Linked DNA regions of Homo sapiens: region 2 is linked to region 1. The links are chromatin contacts, found by Hi-C or POLR2A ChIA-PET in ENCODE. All regions are on one chromosome and are shown on one strand. The core of a region is the stretch at or near the end of the contact, and the rest is flanking DNA. Distances in the headings are between cores, read along the strand shown. Region 1 overlaps PARVA (parvin alpha). Region 2 overlaps TEAD1 (TEA domain transcription factor 1).

Region 1 (4,127 bases), core at 1,599-4,098:
TTTCCAAGACAAAAGGACTTTGAGTTGAACTTCCAAGGATCAGCTGTCAACAGGAGGAGACAAGGAAATGGTCCTCCTAATCAACTGATCAGTTGTCCCCCAGTGAAAAACTATTTATTCCACACCTCTGGGTACTTAACTCCACTAAGCATTAAGAAGGTATAACAGGAATATGACACCTCGGCCCTGCCTGCTGAGGAGATAGGACTACAAGTAAGAAGCAGAGAGGGCTCATAGGAAATGGGAATGTGTGTGGCTCAGATACCGAGTGCCACTGGCCAAAAGGTCCTAAATGTCCTCGTTATTGAGCTCTTCACTTGTCTCAAACATGGCACTAAGCATTTTATGTCTGCTATGGATATGTGGCCAACTCAGACTACTCTGGTTCAAGCATCTTCCTAGTGAGTCCAGGTCATCTCTGTCATGTTATTTTTACCAATCAATGATGTGTGAATGCAATTCTTTATGTTTTTAAAAACTACAATTAGGGAGGCAGAGATGAATAGGTGGACATCGTCCCCATAGGTGGGAGCACAGAGGATTTTTAGGTACATGTCACTATACATTTGTCAAAATCCATAGAATGGACAGCACCAAGAGTGAACCCTAATGTCAGTTATAGACTTTGGGTGATAGTGACAGTATCAATTATAAGCTCATCGGTTGTTAAAAGTGTATCATTCTGGTGTAGGATATTGAAAGTGGGTGAGGACAAGTATGTGTCAGGGCAGGGAATATATAGGAAATCTCTGGAAATGTCTGTACCTTCCTCTCAATTTTGCTGTGAACCTCAGACTGCTCTGGAAAATATAGTCTGTTTTTTTTTAATCATGGTTCCTGAAACAGTTCATGAAAGAGTACTTTAAAAGTGACCACATATCACTAACATTGAAATTTTTAAAAATTATTTTCATAAGTAAACATACTGCTGTTATATTCATTTATAATAGCTCTCTTATCACTAGAGGAGATAAATACTTTTATGTAAATTGCCCTTCTTTATCTTCTCTTTTGTGACAAATCCAGTCCAGTTCTTTGTGCATGAATTTGTTGAACATCTTAAGACTTTTCTTATCAGCTAGAATAAACAGCCCTCTAACAGAAATAATAAAATCTGCCTGCTGGAATTACTACAGACTGAATGATGACTGAAAATGTGAGCAGGAGAGAGGGGGCTTCTATTTTGAAACAGTGGTCATTGCAAGCCTGTGTCTCCTGCCTTATTTTGAGCTCAATTATAGGCCATCAGAAGCCTGTTGTCAGTTTAATTTCTCCTGTAGGCTGTTTTGTTAGCATGAGGGAGAAAAGAGGACATGTTCCATAAAATGGCATTAATGCACATCAGGTTTTATGGGGTGTTTTTGCTTTATCAAGTTGAACAGGCACAGAAGCAAGACTCAGAATTGGTGGTGAGTCACAGACTGAACCACAGGGAGAACTCTTTAGGGAACAAATAATGGGTGGAGGTGAATCAGGATGCTGTGTGAGGGGTTATTGAACCCAGATTTCTTTTCCATTCTATGCAGAAGCATTTAATTTTGCAGAAAGTTGGAGATGAGGTTTTACGTCTATGAATGGCCATGCAGGACAAGGACACAGATTCCATTAACCCCACATGAAAACACAGCCTGTGTTGAAACTGCATGTGGAAAGAAGTCCTGATTTATCTTCACCTGGTCCTCTTTAAATGATAGATTTTTTTTTTTCTTTTACCTCCTTTTTTGTTTTGATTAGTCCATTCTTAATCTAAGCCAGATAGACTCTTGGTCTTATCCAGTTCTTCCTTTCTTCTGTAAAAGTATTTTGCAAGGACTCTGGGTTCTGTGGAACTTTGGGCAGGAGGCTCGAGAAGGCAGGGCTCAGATGAGCCACCCAAGTTCAGAGGCTCCTTCCTTCTTCACGCTCATCTCAGCCTTGGGGAAGATGCATTTGCTTGGTCAATCGCTTGCTATGTCACAGCATCCTCCAGGTGTCTGGTGCTGGTGGTGGAGGGACGTAGTAGAATGAATCTCCCTCCTCACACCCATCAGAAAGTCTTCCTGCACCCCAACATTACCTCCTTCGTCAGCTCCCATGCCCACACAGTGCTTTTTAAACCCTCCAAACTGGCACTCAGAGCTGCCCCCTGACTGATGGCAGCTGCCCTCCCCTGGATGGCCTCTGGAACACATTTGTGCGTCCTGCCTCTGCCTCTTGGCTGGGGCCATTCCTCCCATTGAAATAACCCCTTCTCAGTGTCCAGCTCCAGGGCCCCCTCCCCTTGGAAGGTTTCTCTGACCATTCTAGCTAAAAGTGCTTGCTCCTGGCCTGCATTCAGCACTTTCTGCCGAGGGTGACCACGTAATCTATTATTCATAACACTTTTGAGATGAAAGGGAATCTTACTAATATGCTGGGACATCAGGGATAAACCAGGACTGTTTTGGGGAAACCATTCTCAGGTGTCTACTTCTTCTATCCCGATTGACTTTAGCTCCTCAAGGGCAGAAACTATATCATATACTCCATAGTATTTGTTCTAACTCCAGCACAGGGCCTTGTACATAGAGGGCACTGATTAATGAAATAAACAAGAAAGAGGATAAGTTGATGGGAGAAGTGTGGACAGATGGATGGATGGATGGATGGACGGACGGACGGACGAGTTTCTAACATGCTTAACCTTTTCTCAGAGAATAAGCTAGTTACCTGAGTGAGGACTTACTACTTATTTAAAAGCTCCCATATTTATCAGTTAAAAAAAAAAAAAAAAAAAAAAACCAAAAAAAAAAACCCTCTGCCTCTTGTCTGAATTCCTAGTTGGCCTCAGTTCCTCCACCCAGCCCCCCAGTTAAATGTGTTTCTCAGCTTCCCTCTGTGGCCCCAGCTGGAGGGCAGACACACCCTGGCCTTCATTTCCATTTGGTTTATTGTGGATTACTCCAGGAGGCAAACAGTTTGCTTCCAGCAGCATGTCTTCCAATAAAGAAAGGAAAGATTCACCATCCAAGAAACAGCCTACTTGTTTGGACTAAACACTAATTGCACTTGCGTCCTAATGGTTCAGTCCAGTCCCTGAAAATCAGGACCTCCTTTCACTTCCAGCATTATCTTATCTTGGGTGCATTTCTTAAACACCAGTAACTTTCTCATTATCAGGAATGCTCATCAGTGTTTCTGTATTTTTCTAAAGCATAGTTTTCTCTTCTCCTCCCAACCCCTTTCCCCACCCCCATTTCAGAAACGAGAAGGAATCCTCCAGTCTCGGCAAATCCAAGAGGAAATAACTGGTAACACAGAGTATGTCAACACCATTGTTGCCAGCGATTCTGTAATGGAACACAGATGTTTCTCTGAAATTCATCCATTTGCTGATATTTAGTTTTCATTTATTGGGATTGCAGGAGGGATTAGACTTCAGCCAATGATTATAGTTTAGCCTTTTCCATGCATTCAAAACATGCCTCTCAATGCTTAAGGTACAAACTTGGGTGGGGAAGTAGGGAGACGGAATTAGCAGTGATTGAAAACTTCTAATTTTGTGCCACTCCAGGAAAAAGTGTGCCCAAAAAAAGCCAACCCAGCATGAAATCGTCATGCCATAAACACTGGGTTGAATTTAAATTGTTAACCTTCAAAAGGACGTTTTTCTTCCTTTTCTGAATCTGATTTGGGCATGTGCCATGACCCAGAAAGCCTCTCTACCTTAGATTTGTCTTTTGGTTTGGGGTGGTTTTTTTTTTTTTTTTTTCATTTATTTTTAGAAATTGGGATATCAGAACCTATCAAAATTTTGCCATGGGGAACAGGAGTTTTCTCCTCAAGCAGAAAAAAAATTCATAGTGTGGGGTGAGTTTGTGATCCCGAGAACTGCACCCTGGCCCCATGCAAAGTCAGGCAGTTAGCTTTCAGCATTCCCTGCTCCCCAGACTTTTCTCTGAGTCCCCCTTGAACAAGAGCAGCATAGTGCAAAGAGCAGAGGCTGCTAAGCCAACCCAACTTGAGTTCAAATACAGGCTCTGCCACTTACTCACCAGGTGAGTCCCTTAACCTCTCTGACCTCAGTTGCCCCACCCAGAGAGGTAGGAAAGATTTACTGTGGTCACAGCTGTGACTTCGTTCCCTTGCCCTCTGTAGCTGCTGTTCCA
Region 2 (4,501 bases), core at 1,687-4,186, 310 kb after region 1:
ACTATTTAGTTGCCTATACTGACACACACCTGCGATTGGATGGATCGTCTCACACAGAGAGTTATGCACCATTCATAGCTAACCTCAGGGCCGGGGTGGTGCTCAGAAACACTGTCTTTATGATATACATGGGCTTTTGAGCTCGTGGCTTGTGGTTGTGGACTGAGAAAATTGCTTCCTGGGTTTATAGAGATGGTAGGGGAAATGACCCTCTTGCCACCACTTATTCAGTGATGGCTTCCTGGTGTGATGCTTGGGGATGGATGTGACTGAAAGGATTTCAGGAGTTAATTGGAAGAGTACATCATAGCATGCATGATTGATCCCTATGTGGTATTATCATTATTAGAATCCCAAAAAGGTGATGGTTAAAAGAGTACTTAACTATTTGCTGGTCACTGGAGAGATGGAAACACTGAACATGTTTGTCCTTATCCTGCAAGAGCTCAGAGCCTAATATGGACAGCAGATCTGTAATAAATATTGTAGGGGATGGTAGAGGGACAGATTCACATTGACACAAATTTTTAAAAAGTAAATATTTAAAAGTAAACTTTTTCCCTCCAGAATATTACTGGTATTCATCTTCTTCCAGATAGAATATCTAATATAAAACCTATGAAATTTATCAAGAGAAGGCTTAATACAGGAGATGCTGGAAGCGCATAGATTTTCCTCAAATCCCTCTTGGTACATGTGAATCCACTACATCCAGAATCAGGCCATGCATCTTCACCAAATCATTCCCTTTGGGGAAGTCGTGGCTCAGTGCTCTTCTGGTTCAGGAACACTGAGCCAGAGTAAATCACCCCTAATGGTCCTCTCTGCAGCCAGTGAGATTTCTAATACAGCAAGAATTCAATAGAACAATACCTTTCTAAGGTACTAGCTAGACTGTTAAGAGGGGCTAATGTGGTAGCAGCCTCCTGGCACAAAGGCAAGGGTCTGTGGTTAGTGACTGTCGTGTCTGTCTGAGCAGGGAGAATGTCCGTGAGCAGAATAGCTGGTGTCCAGATGCTCCTAGTGAACTTTTATCAGTGAGCAGACGTGGCCTGGGAGGGCAAGCCAGACAGTCCAGCCGGCTTGGAGCTGGAAGGGAGGAGTTCAGTCTTAGGTCAAGATACTGTGCTGAGGGAGGTGGAGCTGTAGAGGCAGTGGGCAAACTGGGGGCTCCCTGGGAGCCCTGGAAGCAGCTTCCACCACTTTGGATATTTGGCAATTGGAGGTGGAAGGATGCCAGGGAAGGTGTTTGGGTTTCTTTTCTCTGTGAAGTTATGGCAGTGCCATCTTCCAATCAGCCATCAAGAGAGCCACCTTTAAGAGTGCCTCAAGTGAGCCAAATTAGGGGATCGCCGGGACAGAAAAGCTGCTGAGGTGGGATGAGCACTGTGGATCATCTTCTGCCCTTCTGGAAGTCTTTGTGGGCTGGACATCCCAAATGTGGGCCTGGGAAAATAACATTTCCCATACTTCATGTGTGTATGTTTCATTTTTTACAGTGGTGCTTTTGATAAGCAGTGTAACATCAAAGCCAAGAACTGTGCTTTCCATTTCTGGAAATATGAGGAGCCCAGAGGCTTCTCTTTGAGATAAGAGCTGTGTGACTGTGTGAGCTACTTAATTTCTCCAAACTTCAGTGTGCACCTTCTTTGCAGGGCTGTATAAGGATTCATTGAGATGCTAACCATGACACACTTGGCTCACAGTGGGTACTTAGTCCTTGTCAGCTTTCCTGCCCGTCTGCAGGGGTGGCAGTGGTGCCAGGGGGTGGCGTGCTGAACTGCAAGTTCATCTGGGATCTCCTGGTTGTGTTTGGATTTAGCTGGGGTGTGTCCTCTCCTCCTACACCTTGAGTCACCAGCCAAGGTGGAGGAGAGAGGATGGGGTGTAGCCTGTGTCCAGCTCTCTCTTGGACATGGTTGGGAGGTGCTGACCACAAGTCCGAGGCCCTGAAAAGAAGTGCTGCAAGGAGGATGTTTCTTTCCCCATTGGCACAGCATCAAGGTTCTCAACAGCTGGACACAAACAAGCTGTTCTGGGAGCCGTGTCTCATTCCCCTTCACCTCCTGCTTGCTGCCTGCTACGCTCACTGGTCACCAGGGCTGACGTATGGGGAGGAATGGAGAGTGGTCTCACTGACAGTGGATGTCATTGTTTGCTCTCTCTGGAAGGAGGATGTCTGACCGAGGCCAGAGACCACGCTCAGGGGACCTGGACGCCCGGGGAGTTCAAGCGAGCCTCTGTCCTCAGTGATGGAGTCCTGGGCCACTGGGGCAGTGTTTGGGTGCTGCTTCCACTCTGGCTCTTGACAACAGAGTTTGTTCCCTTTGAAACAAGTTTGTAGGAACCAGAGTGTGTGAGGGGCCTTTGGCAGCGCTGAAGGAAGGGCAGCTGGAATCTTTGACCCCCTCAGGCCCCCGCTGGCCTGGCTAGAGAGCTCTGCCTGGAAGGGGACCTCTGTTGCTGGGCAAGGGAAGGCACCTTTGGCTTTAGGAAGCCTGAGGGTCTTGTCCCTGTCCTGGTTGCCAGGGCTCTGCCTAGTGCCATGGAAGGGAAGACCAGATTGGAAGTGATTCAGAAGCCGAATAAATGAAGAGCGTGACAGCACTTGAGAGTCTTTGCGCATGTCATCTCATTTAATCCCCTAATAGCAGCAAGGGCGAGAGGCTTAGACATGTTAGGAAGCTTGTCACACCGTAAGCAAGACAGCCAGGAATTCTGATCTCAAGTCCAGCCACCCCTGACCATCGCAGAGCTCTGTGTGTGTGTGTGTGTGTGTGTGTGTGTGTGTGTGTGTGTGTGTGTGTGTGTGTGTGTGTGTCCCCGTCCGTCCCGAGCTGTGTGTGTGTGTCTGTGTGTGTGTGCACGCGTCCCGGAGCGCACGCACCCATCAGTGAATGCTGCCTCCACGTGGGCAAGGCATATGCGTTTTTCTTTCATTATTCTCAGAAACAGGCATCCAGTGCAGAACGGGCCTGTAATGGTTGCTGACTAAGTGCTTAATGGAGATGTTTCTGCTGATAAGCCTCAGTTGAAAAGGGAAAGACGCAGGCAAGCTGGCCAACATCAAAGCCGGGCTTTGTTTATAGATAAGGGTAGGTTTCATTCTGTGGGTTCCAGAGCCCCTGTCCCCAAATCTCAGAGGGGGTGAGTTTTAAACAGAAACTGTGTTTATCTCCCGCAGTGGGCTGGAAGACAGGCCTGCTGGGACTCAGAAGCTTCCCTCCCTCCCATCCTCCCTTCCTTCCTTTTTCCCTTTCTTCTTCCCTCCCTCCCTTCCCAGATAGCTAGCCACTGCCCTCATTTATAACATAACATAAATAATGCTCTCTCTGCCCCAGCTGTTTCCGTTTGGTTTTTGTTCTTCACATATTTTATTCGTACTTGATTGTGGGTTATTTAAAGTAATTTGGAAAATATGAATATTAAGTAGAGGAATCTGGAGAAGAGGTCACAGAACTGTAATGGACCCAAGCTGCAAAAATGCAAAACACAGTGTGTAACCATATGTGTGTGGACCTTCCCTCTTAGTTAAAACTGGCCATGACATGATGGTATGCCCCTCTTAACAGGTGTTTCAACTAGATGTAACCAAGTAATAAGTAGCTTCAATGATTGGGTGATGACGATTGGACTAAATTGTAATCTGGGCAGAAGTATAGAAATTCAACAGTTTTAAGGGCATTTGTGATATATGTGTATGTGTTACTTATGTGTTCTTCAGGACACAGATGGGGCCAAAGGACAAATTTTCTGTGTTTTCAGCACTGGGGTGCATGAGGGAGCAGGTGTCGGCCACACCAACACATATAAGTTGTTGCCTGCGGGTACAGATCAATGAATTCTTTCCTGTTACTTCATGGCTCAGAGGAAAGAAGGAAGAGCCAGCAAGTTAAGATCATGTATATGACGTAGAGCTAATCCTTTTAAATTACATGTTACAGCACTTCAGGTTTTGATATGCCCAGGACTGAGGTCCTTTTAGGTTTTCAGAAGACTGAGAATTCTTAGGAACCTAGACAGGGCCTCTGTTAAGGCTGAGCAAGCTGCGGTCTGCCTTCCTGTCTCTTCTGTTGGGCAGTCACGGGGGTGCTGATGCCAGGTGGCTTGTGAGCCTTCCCACTTTGCACTGTGCCTGCACTCGGGTGGCTTTTTATCAATCCGATACTGTTGCACTCACGTCCCACTTTGAGGCTGGATGAAGTCAAGCTGCCCGCCTTGCTGCCACCCTCTCTCATTCCAGTGTCTCTGACCACACTCTCACTAGGCCCTCTGGAAATCCCCTGTAGGATTTTGGAGGAGCATTCTGAGAACGGTTCTCTTGTATACGCTCTTGTTGTCAGGACACTTGAGCCAAAGTTGTTGGTCATTTGCCCCAGGAGCCCCTTTTCTTCTGCACGCTCTTTTTCCAGGGGATTTCAGGGTAGGTTCAACACTTTAAGTTACCCCGCCCCCTTTTTGGTATTTGTAGTGGCTTACACGCCCCAGGTAACTGAAAACT

Evidence for each region. Hi-C counts contacts between places; a loop is a spot of excess contacts on that map. ChIA-PET counts read pairs that join two places held with the same protein, here RNA polymerase II (POLR2A). Pooled maps may share reads with other maps.
Region 2: a pooled map shows a loop between it and region 1 (2.2-fold over the local background). The contact joins two enhancer-like sites. A Hi-C loop is called at or near these places in 1 of 50 pooled maps. POLR2A ChIA-PET finds 5 or more read pairs at or near these places in 2 of 52 experiments (BJ and PC-9).

The regions. Positions count from the first base shown.
Region 1 is chr11:12,505,364-12,509,490 of GRCh38, forward strand. PARVA (parvin alpha) reads left to right here. Exons shown (of 13, transcript NM_018222.5): 7 at 3,221-3,279. Among named protein-coding and RNA genes, the nearest start is that of PARVA, 130 kb to the left of the region's middle. Within about 2 kb of position 2,849, at least 6 of the 41 ENCODE cell types and tissues checked have a DNase peak (open chromatin) inside an H3K27ac peak, as active enhancers do.
Region 2 is chr11:12,812,020-12,816,520 of GRCh38, forward strand. All of the region lies in intron 3 of TEAD1 (TEA domain transcription factor 1), which reads left to right. Among named protein-coding and RNA genes, the nearest start is that of TEAD1-AS1, 110 kb to the right of the region's middle. Within about 2 kb of position 2,937, at least 19 of the 41 ENCODE cell types and tissues checked have a DNase peak (open chromatin) inside an H3K27ac peak, as active enhancers do.